Linked DNA regions of Homo sapiens: region 1 is linked to region 2. The links are chromatin loops, found by intact Hi-C in ENCODE. Cell type or tissue: MCF 10A. All regions are shown on one strand.

The links. A loop is a pair of places that touch in the nucleus more often than their neighbours do. Peaks named below come from ENCODE experiments on the same cell type or tissue, not always from the same donor. Only the 100,000 strongest peaks of a DNase experiment are listed, where the experiment ranks them.
Region 1: it touches region 2 in a loop (2.5-fold over the local background); 6 of 110 quality-filtered maps call a loop at or near these places.

Annotation. Positions count from the first base shown.
Region 1 is chr18:7,919,042-7,927,041 of GRCh38, reverse strand. It overlaps PTPRM (protein tyrosine phosphatase receptor type M), which reads right to left. Exons shown (of 33, transcript NM_001105244.2): 5 at 359-474. Among named protein-coding and RNA genes, the nearest start is that of PTPRM, 360 kb to the right of the region's middle. In MCF 10A, a CTCF peak has its summit at 315; DNase peaks (open chromatin) are centred at 321, 4,591 and 5,571.
Region 2 is chr18:7,867,948-7,875,947 of GRCh38, reverse strand. The region is part of intron 2 of PTPRM (protein tyrosine phosphatase receptor type M); the gene reads right to left. Among named protein-coding and RNA genes, the nearest start is that of PTPRM, 300 kb to the right of the region's middle. In MCF 10A, a CTCF peak has its summit at 3,284 (motif pointing left); DNase peaks (open chromatin) are centred at 3,237, 4,157 and 4,837.

The DNA.
Region 1 (8,000 bases), 51 kb before region 2:
ATGTGTGTAAGAGAGAGAGAGAGAGAGAAAGAGACTCTTTAGATTTTTCTCAAGAGGAAGACTTAGGAGAAGAGTGCTATATTTTGTAATTTAATAAACTGCCATATAAGTAATTTGACAATCAGATCTTCCAAGCAAGATGACTAAGCATAAGCAAAGGAAAAAAAAAAGAAATTCACAAAAGGTGTTTAAACAAAAATAATTAGCTTTTATAGATTACTAAGTAATCTGGCTACTTATTAACAAAGAAGGAAACTCTTACACTAGGACCTGAGTCTGTTTCTCTGGGTTCCTCCTCCAGGGGGAGTGTATTCTTCCCGCTGGACTCTCATCAACTGATGAAAATGAGTTACTGTACCTGTAACCAGAGCCTGTCTCCTGCCACGGTCCTGCCGATGGCACTGCACTGGAAGGTAGCAAACTGGCCAGCATTAACTTCCACATTCTGAATCCGCAGGAAGTGAGGAGTCCTGGCTACATAAAGAAAAAGAATGAAAGATATTAAAAGTGGAGATTTGTAACTAATATATGTCTTCTTCAATCTATCTGAAATTTTTGGCCTTTCAATTTTGTTCACCTTGGGAAAAAAATAATGCTTTTGCTTATATAAGCTTTAAAGATTTAACTATAATTTTTAAAAAATCATAAAAGGTTTTAGTATGTTGTGTAAAAGAATAACAAAAAGCCAAGCATTCTGGAATAGAATGAAACAGAAAGGAGATATTTTATTGTTCCTGCTGTGCAAATTATCATAGCTCGGCAGTCTTCTTGTAATAACAGATCTGTATTAATAAAGATTATACTGAAACCTAATTGATGTTTTGAACAAAAACATATTAGATATTTATACCAGCAACATGAAAAGAACAGTAAGAAGTTAAATGATGTTGTCAAGGAAGCTTTTCAAGCCAAGTACACAGCTGTACATAATATATATTTTAATACAACTAACTGGTATGCAGCATTACTTATGTAATATTTTTCAGCTACCAAAAATACTACTCCTTTAGACACACTCTGTGAAATGATGCTGAGACTGCCATAGCATGGCAATGTTTGCTGATTCTTATTTCTAATTCAAGAACAAAGAAGGATTCCAAATGGTGAACACCATTGTCTCGTAATGTACATTGTCCATATGGGACAGCTGTTTAAATAAAGGATTATTCTATTTGGTATGAGAAGCACAGGCCAATTTCTGCATCACACTGAAAACAGGTGTCCAGGAACCAGGACGGTAAGTCAGGACTTAAATTTTATGAAAATTCTACTTTTAGGAAAACATTTCCTTATTATAACAATGATAGAGTGAAAGAGTAACAAAGCGGGAAGGGTGGGCACAGCAGAGTGCTTCCCACAGAAGAGGTGGGAAGCAAAGGGGATGATCATACTTTCTGGGAGAGACAGATAAATCTGGATAATAACCAGAATGCATCTGTCACGCCTTGCCAGCTTTTCCCCACTGCAAATGTGTCTTTAGCCATGTCTAGGCAGCTTCAAAAAAGGGTGCCCCACTACTGGGTAGCAAAAGATTACAAACTAGTGCTCATATTAGCCTGGGCAGAACGTAATTAGGAATGGAAGTTGAGTTACTACTTCAGAACAAAGAACAAAGAAAAACTTAATTTAATGTCAAAAACACACAGGAAAGCCCCATTATTAATTTGGAGGCCACTAATAATTCAGACAAAGTATTCATGATGCTCAGCATGCAAAATGTTCTAAATAACTTCCAACAAAGCAATATAACCATGGACCATTGTTTCTTAATACTAATATATTAACATACAACTCTATGATCTCTGCTTTTCACTGACTTAATCAAATTACCCCTTGCTCAAGAATAACATAATTATGTGTTTTTAAAAGATCTCTGTAAAAAGTCCCTAAATGAATTTCTCTTTTAGTCTTTGTTCCTGAAAAAGTCAAAGACCCATTGTTTTTAGAAAATGGAACAAGGTAACCTTTATTGGGTACTTATGTGCCAGAAACTTTTCCATTGAGTACTCACAAATGTTCTGTGAGGGAGATATTTTCTCCATTTCCAAGATGGGGAACACTTATGGGTACTTGGCTAGTAAGTGTAAGAAAAAGAACAAACTCCAGTATATCCAGTTCCAAACACCAGGCTCGGTTTACGAAGCCACAGTGCCTCTCCCCAGTCTTCCCACCATCTGTGCCTTTCCTTATCTCTTCATCCCACTTGCAGTGGCTCCCCTGGGTCTGCCTGCGGGAATTTTCAAGGCATTTCTCAAATGCTGTTCCTTCCATGAAGCTTCTGTAGATTCGCTCACCTTGTGGTTAGGCCTTCTCATATCACAACGGCCACAGCACTTGATGCAACAGAACTTGATGTTATTGCCTCACACACACCAGATACTCATTATCATCATTAAATTCATATTACTTACAATTATTAAAACCACACACCTATCCTTAAAGACTGTTCATTTTAGATTTCAATTTCTGTAGAATTCTACTCTCTCACTCTCATCTGATACTAATGAAATGTTACCATATAAAAAACTTTATAATCATTATAATTTTAGGTTTACCTACACCACAAGTCCCCAACATGAATAGAGTTCACTAAGAATTTTAAGATTTAACTCAATTAATAGGAATATATTAGAAGCCAAAAGCTGTTTCTTGTCAAGGAAATTTAAACAAATTTCTTCTAATAAATCTATTTTAGTACATGTGTCATTAACTGGAAACATTAAAAAAAATTCCCCAATGAAATAATTCTAAGCATACTCCCAAAGCTGTGCAAGCTGAAGCTGGATGACTTGATAAAACTTCAAAAGATTAATCACCACCACTGTGTGGGCCACTCAGAAAGCCCACTGGAATACCTGCCTCTTCCACATTCTGCTCCAGGGAGTAACCGTGGCTGTGACACTACTATCATCACTGAAGACGCTTCAAATCCAACACCCGGAAATCACAACTGGCTGCCTTCTGGACTCAGAATCTGAGTTTATAGTTTGCTCCAACCATTATTCTTTGGTTTCTTTTTGTTTCCTTGTTCTAATCTAAATTCGCTCTCTTTTATAGATCTCTTACCTTGCAATTTATAACACAAATGTCTCTGCGCAGCAATCAACCCACTTTCTTTTTTTGAAGGAACTTCTACATAGGGAAAATACGGGGACCCATTCAGATCCCCAGAGTTGGTATACAGATTATTTTAAAGTGAAAACATTTGAGCAAAAGAAGATGCAGAAAGAAATCTTATCTGAACTTCAAGTAGTTGACTAAAACAGAGCTTTCCCAGAAAAAATAGTTGCCATTAACTCCCCTGTAAGGGAGTTGTCTAATTCAGCTCCCAGGTAGACAAACTGCCTGTTGCCATTACCATCAAAAAGCCTGATAGAACTTTCTACATTTTCCCACTGAAGCCCTAAAACCACTCCCCAATCTTTTGTTAAATTTGGAATATAAACCTTTATCTCTGGTTATTTAGTGGGTTTTCCATTGCTGGGAACTCTGTCCTGTGAAAATAAACTTTGTCTTTTCTTCAATTAATCTGTCTCTTGTCAGTTAATCTGCAGGTCCCCAACCACTGGACCCAAATCAGAAAAGGAAAAGTTTTCCTTCCAATAATATCTCAGGACAATGCCTTGAAGCCTCATTCCACATGTTGACCAACCCCCGCCGCCTTCCATCTCCCTGTGGAGTGTTAAAGGCTGAAGTTATCTGGCACACTCAGAACAACAGGTTCTCTCCCTGGTGCTGGTCTCTCCAGTGGATTTCCCAGACACCTAATCCTGCTCTCCCCCAGCTACAGGTTACTACAGCAAGCTAGGTCTCTAACACAAGGTGTCTGGGTATGTAGCCATTTCTCAGGATAACTTGGGTTAAAGGGGTATTGCACTTGCGGCCACTATTCTAAATTTTACCCCGCTCAGTTAAGCTGGTCAGTTCTGAGCCTGTGCTGAAGGGTTGTTAAATATTTTCAGTAATGACTCCTGGTGTCTCGCAGCAGAATTATGCTACTAAAAGGCAGTGCTATTGGCACCCAGAAAGCAGAGGCTAGAGACACTGCTAAAATGTGCAGGATAGCCCCCACAACAAAAAATTAGCGGGTGCCAAAATCTCAATAGCACCAAGGTTAAGAAACCCTAATACATATCATACATAAACAAGTTTACGGAAACATCCCCCATTATTGAACACTGAGGTTTGTTTCCACTACATATAATGCTAAGATAAAAGTTTTCATAATTAAAACCTTTTTTTTATAAGTTAAACTATTAGAAATTACTAATTAAAAAATACATGCATTTTTGCCAGTTCTGAAATGGTGGCATAGAAGCAAGTTGGCTTCACTCACTCCCACAAAAAATAAATAAATATACAGCACAGAGATTATCACCAGCAATACCCAAGAACTCAAATATGAGGATGAGACTATTCCAGGAGCCAGAGACATGAAAAATTTCTGAGCAGAGGGAAGAAAACCAGACTTCAATATCTGTGAAACCCCAACCCCCAATCTGCCCAGCAGAAAGTAACCGGAAAATTTCCTCTGACTCATAATTTCTACATTGGAAAAAATGAGGTCAAAGTGGGTAAACAATTTCCCCACTATTGTGGATTGCCTGGCAGGAAATCTGTCCCTTCCCCAACCCAATGGAAACATCGAAAGTGCCTGAAGGGAGAAATATCCCTAAGGACAGAGAAAAAGGTACGGGGCAGCAGGACTGCCACCCCAGCATTAGAAACTTTCTCTGTAACTTGGCCAAAGGGATGCCAAATCAGAGTGGCTGTTAAGCAGCACCTCACTGTAGGAGAATTGTTCATCCTTTCTGCACAAACCCTTAGCCAGCCTTCCCACACTACTGGTATATCCCTTTTGGGACCTCTCAAATTCAGGGAAAGTAGCACTCTCATTGTTTACCATAACTGAGGCAAACTTTGGCTTAAGGTGTCATCTAGTGCCAAAAATTAGGCAGTAACCTAGCAGAGGAAAAAAAGGGAAATCAACAGGTAAATTACAAAGAAGCTCTAAGCAAAAATGTCCAATAAAAAACAAAACAAGCCAGACTGGGAAGACTGGAATAAATAACCAACCCTTCAATGCAAAGACATAGACATACATCCACAAGAAACAAAAACAAATGAGGAACCACAGCTTCTACAAATGGACAAAGCAAGGAACCAGTGACTGACTTGAACAAGATGGTGATATGTAAACTTTATAACCAAAAACTCAAAATAGCCATTTTAAGGAAATTCACTGATCTCTAAGAAGCCACAGAAAAGCAATTCAGAAACTTATCAGAGAAACAAACAAACAAAAAAAAACAGAAATCTTGAAACTAAGAAATACATTTGCTGAATTAAAAAATTCATTAGAGGCCGGGTGCGGTGGCTCACGCCTGTAATCCCAGCACTTTGAGAGGCCGAGGAGGGCAGATCATGAGGCCAGGAGTTAGAGACCATCCTGGCTAACACAGTGAAACCCTGTCTCTATTAAAAATACAAAAAATTAGATGGGCGTGGTGGCAGGCGCCTGTAGTCCCGGCTACTCAGGAGGCTGAGGCAGGAGAATGGCATGTACCCGGGAGGCAAAGCTTGCAGTGAGCCAAGGTTGCGCCACTGCACTCCAGCCTGGGCGACAGAGCAAGACTCTGTCTCAAAAAAAAAAAAAAAAATTCATTAGAGGCTCTTAACAACAGAATGGGTCAAGCAGAGGAAACAATCAGTGAATTTGAAGACAGCTATTTGAAAATTTACAGCCAGAGAGGCAAAAAGAAAAAAATGAAAAGGAAAAAGATTATCTACAAAATACTGAAAAATACCTCAAAATATCAAATTTAAGAATTATTGGTGCTCAAGAGGTAGTTGAGCAACAGCAAGGGGCAAAAAGCTTACCTATTACAGAAAACTTTCCAAAACATGAAAGAGATAAATATCCAGGGACAGAAAGTTCAGAGAACACCAAACAGATTCAACTCAAATAAGGCTACCCCAAAAGATATAATGATTAGACTCTCAAAGGTCAAAGACAAAGAGAGTATCCTAAAAGTAGCAAGAGAAAAGAAGCAAATAACATATAAAGGAATCAGGGTTCATATGGCAACAGAACTCAATGAAAACAGGAGTGTATAAGAAGACATTTTCAAAGTGTGGAAATTTTTTTTAAATTGCCATCCAAGAATACTGCAGCCACTAAAGCTATCCACAGAAAAATAAAGGTCAGATAAAGTCTTTCCCAGACAAACAAAAGTTGAGAAAATTCATCACTATTAGATCTATCTTACAAGAAAGGCTAAAGGGAATTCTTCAATCTGAAAGGAAAAAAACACTAATGTGCAACAAGAAAACATGTAAAAGTATATAAAACCCACGGATAATATTAATATACAGACAAATCCAGAATATTCTAACACTGCAGCTGTGGTGTGCAATCTATTCGTAAGTATTGTGAAGCCCAAAAGACAAATCTATCAAAAACAGTAATAGGTATGGTAACCTGTTAAGAGATAGGCCGTATAAAAACACGCAAACTGAAACAACATAAATTCAAAATGTGAGGGGGATGGAGTTAAAGCATAAAAGCATTTTTTTCATTTTTCTGTCCTTTTATTTGTCATCAAAGATAAGTTGTCATCTCTTTAAGATAACTTATATCTATAAGATATGTTTTATAAGCCTAATTGTAACAACAATGCAAAAACCTATAATAGATTCATTACATATGAAAAACAACAAATTAAAACACGTGACCAGAGAAAATCATTTAACTACAAAGTAGTAAGAAAGGAAGAAAGAGAAGAGCTACAAAACAACCAGAAATTAAGCAACAAAATGGCAGTAGTAAGTCTTTACTTAATAATGACATTGAATGTAAATGGAGCAAATTATCCAATTAAAAGGCATAGAGAGGCTGAACATATAAAAAACCAAGACACAATTAAATTCTTCCTACAAGAAATCCACCTCAACTATAAAGGCACTCACATAGGTAAGACAAAGTGAAGTGGGTAGAAAAAGATACTCCATCTAACTGGAAAACAAAAAAAGAGGAGGAGTATCTATGTTTATTTCAGATAAAATAGGGTGCAAATCAAAGACTGTAAAAACAAAAATGGTAATTATATAATGATAAAGGGATTGGTTAAGAGGATAAAACAATTATAAATATTATACACCCAACACCAGAGCTCCCAAGTATATAAAGCAAACATAGATCTAAAGAGAGAGATAAACTGTAATACAGTCATAGCAGGGAACATCAACAGACCAATCATTCAGACAGAAAGTCAACAAAGAAACATTAAAGTTAAACTACACGCTACACCAAATAGTCATAACTGACGTCTATAGAACATTTCACCCAAATGCTATGGAATACACTTTCTTTTCATTAGTACATACAAAATTATCCAGAACAGAACATATCTTAGGCCAGAAAACAGGTCTCAACAAATTTAAAAAAGTAGAAATAATATGAAGTATCTTTTCTGACCTCAATGGAATAAAACTAGAAATCAGTAACAAAAGGAACCTCAGTAAATACGCAAATACGTGGAAATTTAAAAACATGCTAGTGAACAACCAATCGAAGAAATTAAGAGGAAAATCCCATAGGTTTAGGTATGTTGTATTTCTGTTATGATTTGTTTCAATAATTTTTAAAATGACAATACTACTCAAAAATTACAAATTCAATGGAATCCCTATCAAAATATCAATGCCATTCTTAACAGAAATAGAAAATATAATGCTAAAATTTATATGGAACCAGAAAATATTCCAAATAGCCAAAGCAAGCCTGAGCAAAAAGAAAAAAGCTGGAGGCATCATATACTACCTGATTTCAAAATGTAGTATAAAGCTTTAGTAACCAAAACAGCATGGTACCAGCATAAAAACAGACACATAGATCAATGCAACAGAACAGAGAACCCAGTAATAAATCTACGCATTTGTAGCCAACTTGTCTTTGACAAAGGTGCTAAGAGTATACAACGAAGAAAGGACAGTCTCTT
Region 2 (8,000 bases):
ACAGTTTGTAGTCTAGGAGCAATAGGCCATACCACATAGCCTAGGTGTGCTGTAGGCTCTACCATCTCGATTTGTGTAAGTGCACTCTATCATGTTCGCATAATGAAAAAAAATCGCCTGACGATACATTTCTCAGAATGCATCCTTGTCATCAAGCAATGCATGACTTTATTACAGGTATATACACACATACAAATATACAGGGAGAGTGACCGGGATAGAGAGAAAGGAAGAGGCAGGGAGGAAATGGTTTTTACAAACAAATTTGCTGAAAAAAGAGTAAAGATGGTAAAGTTCAGGTCTTTGGCAAGAATGGTGCATGTTGGCCGGGCACAGAGGCTCACGCCGGTAATCCCAGCACTTTGGGAAGTCGAGGCAGGCAGATCACGAGGTCAGGAGTTTGAGACCAGCCTGGCCAATATGGTGAAACCCCGTCTCTGCTAAAAATACAAAAAAACTAGCCAGGCATGGTGGTGCACGCCTGTAGTTCCAGCTACTCGGGAGGCTGAGGCAGGAGAATCGCTTGAACCCAGGAGACAGAGGTTGCAGTGAGCTGAGACTGTGCTACTGCACTCCAGCCTGGGCAATAGAGGGAGACTCCTTCTCAAAAAAAAAAAAAATGGTGCACGTTACCAAGAATGTTTCACTGATACGCATAGTATCCTAGGATACACCATAATACAGTGAACAATTTACCCACTGTGGGATATGTCACTTATCATTTGTAAAGAATTTCTTTTTTTTTCTTTTTCTTGAGACAGACCCGTTCTGTCACCCAGGCTGGAGTGCAGTGGCACGATCTCAGTTCACTGCAACCTCTGCCTCCTGGGTTCAGGTGATTCTCCTGCTTCAGCCTCTCCAATAGCTGGGATTACAGGCACCTGCCACCAAGCCCAGCTAACTTATTTTTTATTTTTAGTAGAGACGGGGTTTCACCATGTTGGCCAGGCTGATCTCGAACTCCTGGCCTCAAGTGATCCGCCCGCCGCGGACTCCCAAAGTGCTGGGATTACAGGCATGAGCCACTGCGCCAGGCCATTTGTGAAGAATTTCTGAAGGAAGCTTTTGGTTTTCTGTTTCTCCTAGTGTTTTCAGCTCCTCAGCTCCTTTCTGTGGGAGCTATAGGATAATTAAAATAACTGAACTCAGTGCATCTTGATTTATTCCCTTAGGTAGGTGGTCTAGAAACAGATTTATACACATATATTTCTATCACTGTATCTCTAAGCTTGGCTGGGTGGAAAGTTATTTTTACTGAGTACACTATTTCGTTTTCAGGTTTTGTTGTTGTTAATTCAGAACCCAGTATAACTTATTACATTTCTATTAAAACCTTAGGTTTTAAAACTCGTTTTTCATAGAGGTCTAAAGAGGTGTTTCTCTCTCTCTTTTTTTTTTGCCTCTAGCATAACCACTTTAAAAATTTCATTTTTTAAAAGCTTCATTTGAAATGTCCTCACTTGATGATGAATGATCGATCAGCTTTCCAGGGAAATAACTGTATATTAGGGAAAATTCTTTATATCAGCTCTCAGAATATAAAAACAAGATAGCTAAATTCTAGATATCCTTGCAAACTGTTTTGTTTACATAGAGACCCAGTTCGTTCTTTCCCCATTTTAACTTTTCATTAAAAACATTAACAAAAATTGCATATGCCTTTATAAAATGTCAAAAAATAGATTTCAAAGGAAAAATTAAACATTTCTTCCTAACTTTCACTTAACTGACCACAAACTTATCCCATTTAGACAATAGTATGTTTCCCTCAGGATACTTCTTTATATACAAATAAACATACAGACACATATACGAAGGGATTTTTTTTTTTAAAACTTTTCCTACTTTATTCAAAGAATAATAAGCTGACACATTCCTCTGCAGCTTGTTCTGATCCTTTACCAATAATATAATGTTGACAACTCTTCAGGCCAATAAGGACACAGAGACCCAAATTTACACTTTCGACACCTGCTACGACAAAGAACATCCAATAAAGAGCCATGTGAATGGTCTTCATTTCTACAGAAGAGAGTCCTACAAGTCAGATTTCTAGCCAAAAGGTATATGTATTTTTAATCTTCCAGGGTTTTGATTTATTGAATATAAATACTAAGCAACTGCTCCAGACATGAAAATAGTATTTTTTAATTTATTAATGATCATGGTCAGTGGTTTATATAAAGTTATATAAAGTTATATAAAGTGGCCCTGTTACTTCAAAGAAAAGAAGACTGGCTAATGTGAAAGCAGCTTCCAGCCCAAAAGAAAAGAAGTCTCTTGGCATCCTCTGTTCTAAGCACAAGCAATCATCTTGACTTCCCCCACTCCCTCCTTTTGGTGGTGGTGGTGTTACTGTTGCTCTTGTTGTTACCGAACCTGTACTGAGTGCTAGCTATGTGCCAGCCACTCTGCTAAGCACTTTATGTCATTTGGTCCCTTCGGTAACCATTGAGAGAAGTATTGTCATTTTATAACCAGGAGGGTTTAAAAAAACTTCCCTAAGGTCACACAGAAAAGCAGATTGTAATCCAGTCAGTCAGATTCTGGAGCTGATGATTTAGTCTAACATATAATCAAGGTTTCATAGCACATCTCAGAGTCAGATAACCAAATATTGGTGGCATATGCTCTCTGGAGAAAATTAAAAAGAGAACAAAAAAAAGTGCATTAGAAGCTATTAGGGTCATCTTCAGCTTTGAATTATAAGTCTTAAAAAGTAAAATTAATCGATTCTCAAATTACATGAGCTATTCTCTTATTTAAAAATAAAAGTTAAAACTCACTATGCTTATGATGACAGTATGGAACCAAAACTAATTCTATTATTTCTTCTCAAGGAAACAAAAGAATTAGTGACAGAATGCAAGATAAGGAGATGAAAATAAAATCTATCATTTAAAAACTACCAACATTCATTGAAAAACATGAATTTTAAGTAAGACATTTAATATAATATAAACAATTAAATAAACCCCTGGATCTCTTCAGAAGCCCAGAGGATATTTTTATTCTTGTTGCTTCCTAATGCAATAAAATGATATAATAACACTCATGTGGCTTTACTTAAAAATGTTATTTAAGATCAAATTATTCAAAACAGATGACCAATTCTCTGAGCTTACACAACCCAAGAGAAGACAAACATTATCTATTAAGTGCCAAAATGGTCTGAAGGTCAGAAGCATATCTGTGATGACTCACAGAGGCACTCGATACTAAGTGCTCTTCATCTTCTGCCTCCACAGAGTGCCCTCCACAGGTCTGTCAAGAGATGCCACGTGAATCACTTCCAACATTCACTCCTGTATAAATGGCACTTTTATTGTTGCCGACAAGGAAATGGGAAGAAATGTACAAGAAGTAATACCACTGATTATCTTGGGTATTTTTATTCAAGGCTAATTTTTCTTTCATTTAACCAGTATTTTTGTAAATAACTCTTTCAAGTAATCGTTTTCAATCCGGGTAAAAAAAACAAACCAGGTACCCATAAACACACTGGGTAGAATAGCAAAATAATATGAATAATAACTGCACAATAATATAATTTTATAATAACATGAAGAGAAAATATTAGGTGGGAATAGTAGACCAATGGTAATCTAAGGCAGTGATATGAGGAAGTGGGAAGGATAAATGGGATATCTTGAGTTACAATCAAAGGATTGTTTGTCTGAATGGATACTGAGAGGCTGGGGAGCTGATGGTGTCCAAAATGATTCTTAGCCTAAAATATGTGAAAGAACGGTGGTTCTTTTACACCACTTACATGATTCCAGTTTATGCTGACAACTGAATTTTATCTGACAAAAAAGCAGAAACAGTAATTTGATACATCTATATCACCAATGACGGATAATCTGAGATATGCCTGGCACTCAATTAGTTGAATTAACTACCACAATGCACTATGAACAAAAAATAACAACAGAGGCATTTTAAATCCTTTTATGTATCTCATTGGCAGAAACACTTTTTCTTTAATTTTTTCTTCTTTATCATTTACACAATTATTCTAAAAAGAAACAGCAAACTTTAAAATGTACTGTGTATATGTATTGAGTAATCACTGCCCAGGCACTGTCGTAAGCACCACTGATTCAAAGTTGAGTATAATAACTCAAGCCCCATTCTTAAGTCAGGTGTGGCAGGAAGACAGTGATGTTGCAATGGTGTGAACACCTCCCTCGTTCAACATTCACTGAGGGCACACACAAAAGTGGCACTGAAGCTAGCTCAGGGAGGTGGGGTGCTAGTGACAGCTCTTTAGAGAAAGGGAACTCTGAGCTGAGTCCTCCAGGATGAGGCATTAAGACAGGCCACAGATGGAGAACAGGCTGGGGATTCAACATTTGTTCATTCCACAAACATTTGTGAGCCTGTTACAGTGAACAGACACTGACATTGGGCATGAAAAAGACATGTCCACGGCCCCTCAGAAGCTTCCAGTCTAACAGAGTAAGCAACTGTGTAATTAAGTAATTAAAACACGAAGTTGTAATTGCTATGTCAGACATATTCAAATGCCAAAGTGACAGAATGGCACCGCAGAAAACAATGGCTAACGCAAGTTTAGGATCATCATCAGGGTAAATTAAGAACTGAACTGGACTGTCACTGAGAAACTGTAGAGCACACACAAATGCAAATAGTGACCATCAATACCTTGGAGGGTAGAGGAAGATACTTTATTCACTGTCCAAACTTCATTCACTTCATTCATTGTCCAAACTTTAGAAGGATTAATCAGTGCTCCACAGCTGAAATCAAGATGTGATTTAACCACAGGAGGAACAGCATGTCCACAGTTATTGTTGGGAATCACATTATGGCTTTCTAGGAAAGCAACTGGGCTCTTGCGAAAGTAATAGCAGTTCACATTAAAATGCCTTGTCCTTTACAGCTTGGTGTTTTGCTTTTATAAAACTTCTTTCAAGAGCTGCATTGCTGCCTTAAGTGGCATTCCAGGGAGGCGAACTCCCACTTTGCACACAAACAGGTCAGATACGTCAAAACTAACCATTATTGTTGGAGTTTGAAAGCTACTTTATCCCCATGAGAGTTAACTGCCAGAGAGACGGTTCTTTTCTAAAGTGTTTTAGACAACATCTCTAAACCTTTTTATTAGGCAGAATTACTTCCATAGAGTCTACAGCCAGGCCCAGAGGAGAAAGCTGAACTAAAGGCAAAGAATATTTTTAAATCGTTGAGGAAAAAAAATCTTCAGTGATTTTATATTTCAAATAAAAAATATTCAGGTGATTTAATATTTAAAATTGTCTATCAGATTTTTTATTGATTGGTAGGCAGTGTAATGAAGAGAGGAGGGGATGGGGTACCATCAATTTAGAGTTAAGGTATCTTTCAGTTACACAGAAAATTAAGTACTAGAGAGTACATATACCAAAACAAAACCTCTGAGCAGCCAAAACAGATGTCGTCAAATCCATGCATTTATTCAGTTGACTCACAGCCTGTACTCAACCATATGCACAAAAATTATGTTATCTGGTATCTACACCTTCAGAAATTCACAGGAAAGAAAGACTGCTAAAGCAGACACCCAAGCAACAATGAGAAAACTGAGTTGCCAAAAGGGAAGACATAATAAAATATAAAATACAGTCATGCCAAGTTGCAGCACAGCAGCCAGGGGTAGTTAGGAGCATAAGTAAGCCACTACTCTTTAGCAAATCTGCAGAAAAACATTTATGTTTTTCAACATGGCCTTAACTTACCACAAACATGTTAATTTATGTTGAGTAAGGCAAAAAGGTGCCTGATAAAGCTTAGAGTGATATTCACCTAAAAGCAGTAAAATTTCCTGATACCATAGTGCAGCCAGTTGTCAGCCATCTTGAAAATTCAGCTCTCTAAACCGACTTCATCTCCTGAAGACAAAGTCCACCATGCCACTGTGCAATTTCAACTTCAGTTTTACTTTTCATTTCAGAACCATGAGCTTTCATAAGATTACAAAGATTAACTTGCATATGGCCCAATCTCTAGCCTAAGGGAAGACACTGGGGCTCTTAGCCTTGAGGATACTCCTGATGCATATGCCAGTTAGGAGCTACAGAAGAGCAACATCATGTGGTCAGACATCAAGTGAGCTGATATCCACGCCCCACAGAAAGCATCTAATAATTACTTGCATTAGAATATCCTCAGAAAAATCAGCACTCTTCAAAAAGCCATCAGTTAAATAATGGCCACTTACTGGCCACTTCAGGAAGAAAAGATCATTGCTTTCCTTGGGAAGCTTAAAAATCTAAAAAACTGATCGATGGCTGGCAAGATGGCCGAACAGGAACAACTCCGGTCTGCAGCTTCCAGCGAGATCAACACAGAAGGCGGGTGATTTCTGCATTTCCAACTGAGGTACCCAGCTCATCACATTGGGACTGGTTAGACAGTGGGTGCAGCCCATGGAGGGAGAGCAGAAGCAGGGTGGGGCATTGCCTCCCGGGAAGCGCAAGGGGTCAAGGAACTTCTCTCCCCTAGCCAAGGGAAGCCATGAGGCACTGTGCCATAAGGAATGGTGCACTCCAGCTCAGATATTACGCTTTTCCCACAGTCTTTGCAACCCACAGACTAGGAGATTCCCCCCGGTGCCTGTGCCACCAGGGCCCTGGGTTTCAAGCACAAAATTGGGCAGCTGTTTGGGCAGACACTGAGCTAGCTGCAGGAGTTTTGTTTCATACCCCAGTGGCACCTGGAAAGACAGTAAGACAGAACTGTTCACTCCCCTGGAAAGGGGGCTGAAGCCAGGAAGCCAAGTAGTCTAGCTCAGCAGATCCCACCTCCACGGAGCCCAGCAAGCTAAGATCCACTGGCTTCAAATTCTCACTGCCAGCACAGCAGTCTGAAGTCAACCTGGGATGCTCCAGCTTGCTGGGCGAGGGGTGTCTGCCATTACTGGACTTGAGTAGGCAGTTTTCCCCTCACAACATAAACAAAGACACTGGGAAGTTCGAACGGGGTGAAGCCCACCACAGCTCTGCAAAGCTGCTGTAGCCAGACTGCCTCTCTAGCTTCCTCCTCTCTGGGCAGGACATCTCTGAAAGAAAGGCAGCGGTCCCAGGCAGGGGCTTATAGGTAAAACTCCCATCTCCCTGGGACAGAGCACCTGGAGGAAGGGGTGGCTGTGGGCGCAGCTTCAGCAGACTTAAACGTTTCTGCCTGTCAGCTCTGAAGAGAGCAGTGGATCTCCCAGCACAGAGCTCAAGCTCTGCTAAGGGACAGACTACCTCTTCAAGTGGGTCCCTGACCCCTGTGCCTCATGATGGGGAGACACCTCCCAGCAGGGGTTGACAGACACCTCACATAGGAGAGCTCCAGCTGGTATCTGGTAGGTGCCCCTCTGGGATGAAGCTTCCAGAGGAAGGAAGAGGCAGCAATCTTTGCTGTTCTGCAGCCTCCACTGGTGACACCCAGGCAAACAGAGTCCAAAGTGGACCTCCAGTAAACTCCAGCAGACCTGCAGCAGAGGGGTCCGAATGTTAGAAGGAAAACTAACAAACAGAAAGGAATAGTATAAACATCAACAAAAAGGACATCCACACCAAAAACCCATACAAAGGCCAACCAACATCAAAGACCAAAGGTAGATAAACCAACGAAGATGGGGAGAAACCAGAGCAAAGAGGCTGAAATTGCAAAAACCAGAATGCCTTTTCTCCTCCAAAGGATCACAACTCCTCACCAGTGGGGAACAAAACTTCGACAGACAATGAGTTTGACAAATTGACAGTAGGCTTCAGAAGGTGGGTAATAACGAACTCCTCCGAGCTAAAGGAGCATGTCCTAATGCAAGTCAAGGAAGCTAAGTACTTTGAAAAAAGGTTAGATGAATTGATAACTAGAATAACCAGTTTAGAGAAGAACATAAATGACCTGATGGAGCTGAAAAACACAGCACGAGAACTTCGTGAAGCATACACAAGTATCAATAGCCAAATCAATCAAGCGGAAGAGAGGATATCAGGCATTGAAGA